Linked DNA regions of Homo sapiens: region 1 is linked to region 2. A link is an interaction called in ENCODE POLR2A ChIA-PET data of the cell type or tissue named here. Cell type or tissue: CD4-positive, alpha-beta T cell. All regions are shown on one strand. Links, peaks and the distances in the headings refer to the core of each region. The heading gives the core; the rest is flanking DNA. Region 1 has its middle 41 kb from the start of LINC01948. Region 2 overlaps MAP3K1 (mitogen-activated protein kinase kinase kinase 1).

What was found. Peaks named below come from ENCODE experiments on the same cell type or tissue, not always from the same donor. Only the 100,000 strongest peaks of a DNase experiment are listed, where the experiment ranks them.
Region 1: POLR2A ChIA-PET joins it to region 2 with 5 read pairs; 2 of 35 experiments call an interaction of 5 or more read pairs at or near these places.

The regions. Positions count from the first base shown.
Region 1 is chr5:56,438,549-56,443,944 of GRCh38, forward strand. No RefSeq gene overlaps it. Among named protein-coding and RNA genes, the nearest start is that of LINC01948, 41 kb to the right of the region's middle. In CD4-positive, alpha-beta T cell, for the core only: no CTCF peak of the experiment used is centred there; no DNase peak of the experiment used is centred there.
Region 2 is chr5:56,870,797-56,876,192 of GRCh38, forward strand. It overlaps MAP3K1 (mitogen-activated protein kinase kinase kinase 1), which reads left to right. Exons shown (of 20, transcript NM_005921.2): 7 at 1,114-1,235; 8 at 1,845-1,926; 9 at 2,029-2,209; 10 at 4,236-4,514. Among named protein-coding and RNA genes, the nearest start is that of SETD9, 36 kb to the right of the region's middle. In CD4-positive, alpha-beta T cell, for the core only: no CTCF peak of the experiment used is centred there; no DNase peak of the experiment used is centred there; H3K27ac peaks cover 302 bases.

The DNA of each region.
Region 1 (5,396 bases), core at 229-5,228, 430 kb before region 2:
CTCCTGTTCACAAGTAATTAGGGATTGCAAATAACAACAAAAGTCTGCATGATGAAATACCTATATGCATTGTGAGTGTGGGGCATGTGTTGGAACCACTCTTGTGAAGAGAAATTTGGCAACACCTAATAAAGCTGAAGTTGTGCTCACTATCTCTTACCTATCCCCAAGGAGACTGGTACATGGATGTTTATTATTACAGCTCTGTCCGCGACAATCAAAACATGGGAGGATCCTAATGTCCACCAGTGAGCAGTGCATACACACAAAACCACCACATGGGTTCTTTATGGGCATAAGCACATGCTGAGAATGATACCCATCTACTTAAAGGTAGGGATTATCTTGGCAAAGAGAAGAGAGTGTGAATGGGGTTCTGGTGGCCTCTAAATACAGCCATACATCGCTTAACAATGGGGATATCTTCTTTCTTTCTTTCTTTTTTTTTTTTTTCGTGATGGAGTTTCGCTCTGTCGCCCAGGCTGGAGTGCAGTGGCGTGATCTCAGCTCACTGCAACCTCCGCCTCCCAGGTTCAAGCGATTCTCCTGCCTTGGCCTCCTGAGTGGCTGGGATTACAGGGACCTGCCATCATGCCCAGCTAATTTTTGTATTTTAATAGAGACACGGTTTCACCATGTTGGCCACGCTGGTCTTGAACTCCTGACCTCAGGTGATCTGCCCACCTCGGCCTCCCAGGGTTCTGGGATTACAGGTGTGAGTCACTGCGCACGGCCACAATGGGGACACTTTCTGAGAAGTGCGTCATTAGGTGATTTCGTTGTTGGGTGGCCATTGCAGAGTGTACTTCCACAAGCCTAGAAGTATAGCCTATGACACATCAAGGCTATAAGATACCGCCTATTTCTCTTAGGCTACAAACCTGTGCAGCATGATACTGTGCTGAACACTGGGCAATTGTAACAAAATGGTAAGTGTTTGTGTATCTAAACATATTTACACATAGAAAAGGTACAGTAAAAATATGGTATTATAATCTTATGGGACCAAGGTGATATATGTGGTCTGTTGTTGACCAAAACATTATGTAGTGCATGACTGTAATTGTATTTCTTAAAAGACTATCTGAAACTAATTAGTCAATATATTGAGGTAGCATTTATGTAATCTTGATGGTGAGTACATAGGTGTCTGTTAACTTATTGTCTGTATGTTTGAAATATTTTATAAGTAAAAATACAATTTAGAAAAAGGTGGCATTCAGGCAGTGATTGCCCTAAATGAAACCTAAAACGATCCACAGAGCTTTAAATGCTATTAGAGGAATAGGTTCATTGATTCCATAAATATTTATTGATTGCCTTCCCTACAGTAAGTGTTGTGCTAGGTGCACATGAAACATTAATTGAACCTTGCCCTTGGATTCACTTGCGGGCCATATTACAGCTGGCAGTGATTATGAAGGTCCTTGGAAGTCCAGGTTAGTGTTACCTTATGCTGAATTCTGCTCTATATTAGGCCATCTTGTAGGACCTTTTCAAGTGTACTTTATCTTGATATAAGCCTGGAAAAGCACATTATAATAGCTAATAAGACCTAACGTAACTTATAGAATTCTAGGCATAGCCCTAAGCCTTTGCATGCATTATGTCTTTTTATCCTCACCACAACCTTATGAGGTAGGTACTATCATTACCCTCATTTTATAGATAAAGAAACTGAGGCACAGGAGGTTAATTAATTTGAGTTACGTCACCTAGCTAACTAGTAGAGCCAAAATGTTCACTTTGTCAACTTAACTCCAATGCACATCACTCTTAAGGTCTCTTTTGGTCTGTCTGTCCTTGTGTAGTTACAGTTGAACTTTAAGTTCTCTGGGCAATGCTTCAGGACACCTGTTTTATGTGTTATGGAAGAGCAGGATGCTGGGTCTGGAAAGGACCCTTAAAGTTCATCTGGTCCAGTGGAATGGTAAGGTGTGAGCTTCATGAGAGCAGGAGGTATCTTCATTCCATCATTGATGAGTCCCCCTGCCAGTTACATAGTAGTAGCTCAGTAAGTATTTATTGAAAAAATGAGTGTTGAATAATTTTGTTTTTTAAAGCATTTATTCAAACCTCCAATATTAAACAGATCATATCAGAGATGCTCTGGTTAAAGTTTTTAAGTGGAGGTGGGGCCCAGAGTTCCACAGTCTAGAGCCTGCTCTAGAACTACCCACAGCTTGAAGGCTACTCATCTAATCCAGATCCCTGCAGTACAGATGAAGATGCCTGATGTCCAAGGAGGTTTAGTGTCCTATCAAAGACCACTCTGCTAAGGAGGAACAGAGCTGACTTTTCTGATGCCGAGTCCCAAAGTTCTTTCCCCCACCACAACATAAGGGGGTAGCCTGGCCCCCAGACTCCTTACAACTGAGAATATACTTATAGGAAAACGACAGCTGCTTGGCACATAGATGGTTATGTAATTCAAGTTACTCAAAGACAACCTTAATTTACATGTGATAGCTAAACAAAGATTTTCTGTCTCATAAATTAAGAATGAGCAATTGCATTGTCTACTACCACATCCCATGAAATACCTCTAAACTCAGAGAACTCTTTGTTGGTTTTAAAAGATACCAAGATCCATTTTATTGCTTGTTTGAAGATTATTCATTTTATGGCTGAAGGGAGATTATGGCACTTTTGCTATCCTCCAGCCTTTCCCCCATCCTCCAAGAACCTTTCACCCCACCTGCCTTGCCATGATGAAAATGTTACAGGAAACACTCAGCAAGGGGTTGCTCGGAAGAAACCTGTGTGAGAATGTGTGCCTTCGTTTGGGTATGAGAGGGTATCTACCAGCAGGGATGCCCATCCAATTATCTCTCCCGAAGGCGCACTCCCTATTCTTTTAGGAGCATATTAATCATTTTTACTCTTCCACAGGCATTTCCAGTGTTGTCAAAACAGTGCCTGCCTGCATCTGTTTTCTTCAATTGGCCTGGGTTCCAGGGAGTGTTTGTGAGAGAGGAGAGAACAAGAGATTGACAGTCTTGTGTTGACATTTTGTGGCTGTTTGGAAATGAAAACAATCCAGGTCTGATGTTGTAATTCCTCCTTTTATGGGCAAAAAGCAATGTCTCAGCATGAATGAGCATAACCGAACACACTAGGACACACCCCAGACACACTGTGTACTCCCGGGACACTCACCATGCTTTTAGTTACTGCTGTTGTAGAATGAAAGGCAGAAAAGGTCTTTTATTGAGCCAAAGAATCAAGAAATCTTTTGATTCTCCATACCCAAATCTCCTACTCCAGTGGGATGAATAAAATGTCAAAGAGAAAAAAAAATCCTGATTTTTTAATTTACTATATATATATGTCTTTTTTTCTTCTTTTCAAACTATAATATTAATCACAACTCAATTTTTAGTTACCCAAGTAATAGATTTTCATTGATAAATATGAAAACAATATAGATAAACAGAACTTCTCTTTACCTATTCCCCTAATCTGACACTGTTCTTCATTGTATATCATTATTATCCCTCCACTGCACATATCTCCAGGCGTTTTCTAAGTATTTACATTCATATATGTCTATTTGCATATAGGAATGCACATATTTATTTGGTGGGAATTTTTGTTTAATATATAAATTGTTTATATGGTACATATTTTACTATGACTAGCTTTTCTAACTTAAATATGTGTTGCATATTTTCTTCATATCAGTATGTATTCATTGATCTTATTTGCTTTAAGAGAAGTATAATCTTTCATAGAATGGATATATGGAAATTTATTTAATTATTTCCCAAATGATGAAAATTTAGATTATTTTCAATTTTTTATGATTACAAGCAATAGTGTGATGAAATTTGTTGTACTTATCTTTTTAAGCACATGTGCCAATGTTTTCTATGGAATAGACATGAAGAAATGAAATTTATGGGTTAAAGGGTAACACTTGCTTTTTAAAAGCAACAATAAAAACTATCTATCTAACTGTCTTAGCTTGAGCTGCCATAACGAAGTATCACAGACCAGGTGGCTTAAACAACAGACATTCATTTCTCACAGTTTTGGAGACTGGTAAGTCCAAGATCAAGATGCCTGCAGATTTGGTTCCTGGTGAGGGCCGTCTTCCTTACTTGCAGATGGCCACCTTTTTGCTGTTTCCTCACATGGTGAAGAGAGAGAAGGCTCTGGCTTATCTTCCTCTTCTTATAAGGACACTAATCCCATCACGGAGAGGGCCCAACTTCATTTAAACCAAATTACTTCCCAAAGACCCTATCTTCAAATACCATCATATTAGGGGTTTGGGTTTCACATATGTATTTTGAGGGTACACAAACATTCAATCCATTATATATCTATTTATCTGAATTGGTAATAAATTCCTACAGAAAAAAATTACAAAGTCAGGATCAAGCGGAATCATAAATCTAAAAGCAGGCAGACAAAAATGGTGGATTTTAATTTAACTATATCAATAATCACATTAACTGTAAATGTTCTAAACACTTTATTAGAAAACATAGATTGTCAGATGGGATTAAAAGAAAATAGCAAGACTCGACTCTATCCTACCTACAAGAAACCCACTTTATATCTAAAGACATAGATAGTTTAAAAGTAAAAGGAGAGAAACAAACAGTAGTCTAACACTAACAAAAAGAAAATCAAAGTGCTTAATAACAAACCGGACTTAAGAACAAGAAATTATTACCGGGGATGAATGGGTATTAGATTATAATAAAGAGGTCAATTCATAAAGAAGACATAATAATCCTAAATGCGTATGCGTCAAACAAAGTAGCTTCAAAATACATGAAACAAAAATTGACAGAATTGAAAGAGTAAATAGACAAATCCAGTTATAGTTGGAGTCTTTAGCACTTCTCTCTCAGTAATCAAATAGAAAAAATAGACAGGAAATTACTAAGAATGTAGATAACCTAAACAGCACTGTCAACCAACTTGACCTAATTGACATTTAGAGAGCGCTTTACTCAGCAACAGTGGTACCTCAAAAATATTAAAAGAATTTAAATCTTCCAAGGTATGCCCTCTGACCATGATAGGGTTAAAGAAGAAATCAATAACAGAAAAAGATTTTTAAAATCCCCTAATATTTGGATATTAAACAACATATTCTAAGTAACCCATGGGTCAAATAGGAATTCACAAGAGAAATTGGAAAACATCTTGAATTGGATAAAAATAAAGATTCAAAAGGTCAAAATTTGTAGTACAGCTAAAGCTGTAATTAGAAGAAAATATGTAGCATTAAATGCTTATGTCAGAAAGGTAATTGGAAAACTCACAAAATTGAAAAGAGCAATGGAGAAACAGAATCACAACAAGCAAGAACAAGGGACGAGGCAGTAGCTAGACACATAGCCACGATCATGCTTCCCAGCAGCTCTGCATCAGTTGCA
Region 2 (5,396 bases), core at 265-5,264:
ACATCTCCACTTTTTGGTTTACATACTTAAAATATGTAGCGATAACATCCTAGAAAATAGGATTTTTAGGTCATGAATATATACCATGTAGTATTTTAAGAAATACTAACAAAATTTCCTTCCAGAGATTTTAGTTTTTACTCCTACCAGCAGTCTATATGAGAACCTGGTTTTCTGTGCCATTATCAGGGCCAGATGTTACCAATCTATTATTTTTTATTCCAATTGCCTTTTTATTTCCTTTGTCCATTGTACTATTTATTAGTATTTTTCTAACTGATTTTTAAAAGTACTTTGTATGTTAGAAATACTCAAGTATATGCAATATAATTAACCATTATGTTGCGATTTTGCCATAAATGGAATCATCCTATACATGGTAGTTTTATTTTGACCTCATTTATGGATTTCTCTGTTCCTTTTTAAAGGCTTCAAGGTGTCTGGGTTTGCCATAATTTGTTTAGCCTCTTTTTGGCATTCATTTGGTTGTTTTGATTTCTTTTCGTTATTCTAAATAATATTGCAGTGGACATTTTCATACATATATCTCTATATATTTATCTTTTTATTTTCTTACGATACATTCCTAGAAGTCTAGGTGAAAGATTGTGTACACTTAAAATGTGATGTGTTCCTAGATTCATTTCTGGGAAAGTTGGATCAGTTCATACTGCCACCAGAAATTTCTGAAATAGGCATTTAAATTTAGGATGTGGAATCTTTGAGCTCTAAGGTCCGCCAGTACTTAAAATCTTGAAACTGGTACCATGTAGTGTATTTTTATACATAGTCAAACCTGTTGGTCTATTCAAAAGGTACAGTAGCAGAATTTGGGGGATACAAATGTTTCTTTCTAAGATTGCAGTCTGTGTATTGAATTGTTTTCATAGCAAAGAAGGTTAACTCACACCTACAATCTATAAATACTCGTGTGTTAATCTGATTTTAAATTACTGTATATTAATAGTGTAAATATGTATCTCTTAGTTATATAAGATGCTCTTAAGAATTTCTAATGTATTTATATTCTAAGCAAGCAGAAAGTGTTTTTAGCATATCCGTTCTACTTTATATTCTTTTATGCTTAATACTTTTTCTTCCCCTTTTCTATAGCATAAAGGATGAAGAGGAACAGATGTGTCCTATTTGCTTGTTGGGCATGCTTGATGAAGAAAGTCTTACAGTGTGTGAAGACGGCTGCAGGAACAAGCTGCACCACCACTGCATGTCAATTTGTATGTGGCTCTTTTTCTCCCTATGCTTACTCAACACAGTTGCTCTCTGAGCTAACTATGTTATTTAAGAGTGTAACATGGCTTGAGGGGAAATTGGTGAGAGAATAAAAAAAGTATATCTAAGTCCTAAGTCCTATGTGAAAAGTTTTCAACAAATGGGAATGTAGGATCTTTAGGAGATGACCTGTGTGAGCAAAGAAATGCAATAAAGTGTGTGTGACATATGTGATAATGGAAGAAGTGCACAGAATTAGAAACAATTTCAATCTGGAAGGTATACATGAAGGGAAGGAGGTGGAAGAAGACCTGGGCAGGCATTACAGAAAGGCTAGCATCAAAGTAAGGTTTGGAAGGACTTTACCTGGTAGTCAAACAGGGCAGAATGTTTTGAAAAATAGTAAGCAGAGTACATGTTATCAGAATGAATAAAATAGCATTTGCAAATCAAAATCATTTAACCTGCTGTGTTTACTTGCTTTCAGATAAACATTTAATTAGATTATTTTTGAGGTTCCTTCTATATAAATTCTATAATTATAAACAGTTATGAAATAAAAATAATGTTAAACATTTACATTTTTGTAAGATTTTGTTTCTGTAATTTTTCAGGGGCAGAAGAGTGTAGAAGAAATAGAGAACCTTTAATATGTCCCCTTTGTAGATCTAAGTGGAGATCTCATGATTTCTACAGGTAATAATTTTGAAATGATACGGATATGTTTAATTTTTAAAAATTTCTCAGTGTGGTTTGTCTTAATTTTTTTAAAGCAAGTTTTGTTATTTTTCATTTTAGCCACGAGTTGTCAAGTCCTGTGGATTCCCCTTCTTCCCTCAGAGCTGCACAGCAGCAAACCGTACAGCAGCAGCCTTTGGCTGGATCACGAAGGAATCAAGAGAGCAATTTTAACCTTACTCATTATGGAACTCAGCAAATCCCTCCTGCTTACAAAGATTTAGCTGAGCCATGGATTCAGGTAAGTAGTTCTTTGTTTTTCATTTCTCAAAGAAATATTTATAGATCAATTAATGTATTTGTCTCCTTCCCTCAGTTGTTCATAATTTAAAAAAACACTTTTACTTGCCTCCATCATGACCTTCATTCCACTGGAAATTTTAATGTTACTTTTGGTATTAATACTATACTGCTTATTGTACAGCTTCAACTTCAAAACTTCTTGTGGTTTCACTTCACATATCTAGAAACATCTCTTCCTGAACTAACGGACATACGGGGTTATTCAAGGATAGAAGGATAGAAACCAGAACCCTTCAATGCTAACTTTTCCCAATGTTTAATCCCCGTGCCTGCCAAGAATTTTTATCATGTTTCTTATTTGCTGCCATTTAAAATTAATTTCTCTTTTCATATCCTAATGGCATACAATGGGTGCTTAATAATTGCAGAGGAGATGAATAAGAAAAAAATATGTGATGGTTACCTTGAGTTCATCATTTTTATTTGTAAGAACAGTTTCCCATCCCTTTACCATCTCTTCTGATTGAATGTTTTTTCATCCTCAGTAAGTAGGGCTTTTTTGTCAGTTGGTTTGTAATGATTTTCTTGGTTGTTGAATGCTCAGTCTATTATTTTTTAAATGTAGGATCTAAAACCAGACGGGTCTCCAGTAGACAATAATAAAGTAAAATAATTATTTTCAATAATCTGTTAAATTCTGTTGAATTAAATTTGTGAACAGGTGCATTAACACATTGAGCTTATATATCATTAGGATTTGTTACATTTTTCTTTTGTGACCATTACAGTCCTGCAGCTTTGGAATTCTCTTAGCATATTAGCAACCCATTTATGAATCTAATAAAATCTGCAAAAATATTAAACACATTCTTGTACCTAGTTCATTAATGAAATTTAATGAACTATTAATGAACATAGGCCCTCACCTGCCCTTTCATGACCCATCAAAGAACTCTCAAGTTGATTCTGAGCTGTTAGAGTTCATTCTTTCAAGCATATGGTCTAGTTTGTTTTGCCTAAGCTTTAGGTCAGACTAGGCTCTACATTCCTAGCTTTTTATTAAGCATGTTAGGTAAGACAGTTAAAACATAGGTAGTGGTACACTACTTAACAGTACCAGAAGCTCACTATATTCTAGTTGGTTCATTCTCCCATAATATCCCTTTATAACAAAACATATGTAAATAAGTATGTTATGATCTGTTTTTCAAAAGTTGTGTTTATTCATCTTTAATATTTAGGCATTTTTCACATAATGAATTATCTTAGGTATTAAGCTTACTTTTAGCTAATTGGCCCATAATGTCAAGACCATTCACCCTTTCCTCACTGTAGGGACTCTGGCTTTTGGGGCATGGTATTGACGACGATAACAGCATATACTATAATTCTACGTCTACATTTATCCTTTGCTTACTCGAACACAAGCATTTTTTCTTCAGTTGTTTGATTTGTCCACTCCATTCGTTTTACAGTCCTACCTGTTTTGTCTAGTTTTTTAAACCTTTTTATACAGACAAAAACCAATTAAATGTGTTTTGCTTATTGCTCTTGTCTGTAAGAGAAATACTCTATATCTCTTGAAACCTTCTCCTGGTGCTTTTTTTGATTTGTTTTTTGTTTGTTTGTTTGTTTTCTTAATCTTGCTCCAGTTTTTCTCTTTAAACTACCTTAATATGAATACAGAGTTGAGGTTTTCACAGTTTTTTGGCGTTTTGGTAAGCATGTGGGACAGTAGAGGCATAGAATGTATGTATAGCCATCTAGTGACTTAATGGAGCTTATTATTAATTTTACCTGAGCTAATAAATATTAATGACTTTGGATAATTATCAGTTAAACTTGAGTATAAAATTCTTCCTTATGATGCTTAAGTGGCTGGATATATTTGAAGTTGTGAAGGATGGTAAAGATTTCAGAAATGTCCAGTTTTTACGTAGTAATCAAAAATGATGCTAAACTCAAAATGCTCTGGGTCCATAAGCTTTTCTTTACATTGAATTCATCGTGTGTGTTTGATACAGGTGTTTGGAATGGAACTCGTTGGCTGCTTATTTTCTAGAAACTGGAATGTGAGAGAGATGGCCCTCAGGCGTCTTTCCCATGATGTCAGTGGGGCCCTGCTGTTGGCAAATGGGGAGAGCACTGGAAATTCTGGGGGCAGCAGTGGAAGCAGCCCGAGTGGGGGAGCCACCAGTGGGTCTTCCCAGACCAGTATCTCAGGAGATGTGGTGGAGGCATGCTGCAGCGTTCTGTCAATGGTCTGTGCTGACCCTGTCTACAAAGTGTACGTTGCTGCTTTAGTAAGTAGCTTTATTCCATAATCATATCATTATGGGTTTGGGGTTTTTTGATGGTTCGTAGATAGTGTTTTTAAGATACAATAAAGCTACTTTACCTAATTTTGGAAAATCCAAATTTTATTTTTATTCCATAATTCCAGGAAATTACAGCTTTTGTTTTGTTTATTTGAATTTTACTGATTTTTATGATGTCCAAGGTTTCTTATATAACTGTTTTACTTTTTAGTTTCATTGTTTTAAAGGCTTTGCAGGGGTATCCAAGGGAGAGAATATAGTCATGGTTTCTTAGTTTCTGTTTGGGCCAGTAAAGCTCCTTCCTCATCCTCCTTTTCCACTTACCACTAGAGACAGACTAAAAACCATGGCTTCAGGCTGCTAAAGCCTAAAACAAAACAAAACAAAACAGAACAACAACAAATAGGGTGAGCTAGACAAGCTTGCTAATTTTTAAAGATTTTTTTAATGTCTTGCTGTTCATATCTGTACATTTTTCTGAGCAGATACCTTATACATGACCAAATTAAAAATGCTTTTTGGGATGGCAGAGTCATCAACGTTATTCTGATTTTTTAAAAAATTTATCAGATATTAAGGAAGATATGTTTTTAATAAACATTTTGATTGATTTTTAATAAACATTGTCATGTGGAGATTCAAAAGCCTTTTCAAAGAAAAGGGTTCCATGACATAGATCATTGAGTTGTTTTCCAGTTTAACCTGTTAAAAGTTCTTTCATGGGTGGAATAGAGTGACAAGGAGGTAATTTAGGAGACTAACTGGACTTTCTCCATTCTGCGTATATGTCTCTTTAGGGCTTCTCAGCCTCAGTACTATTAACATTTGTTAGATAATTATTTGTTGGAGGGTGGGGGGAGGGCCAGG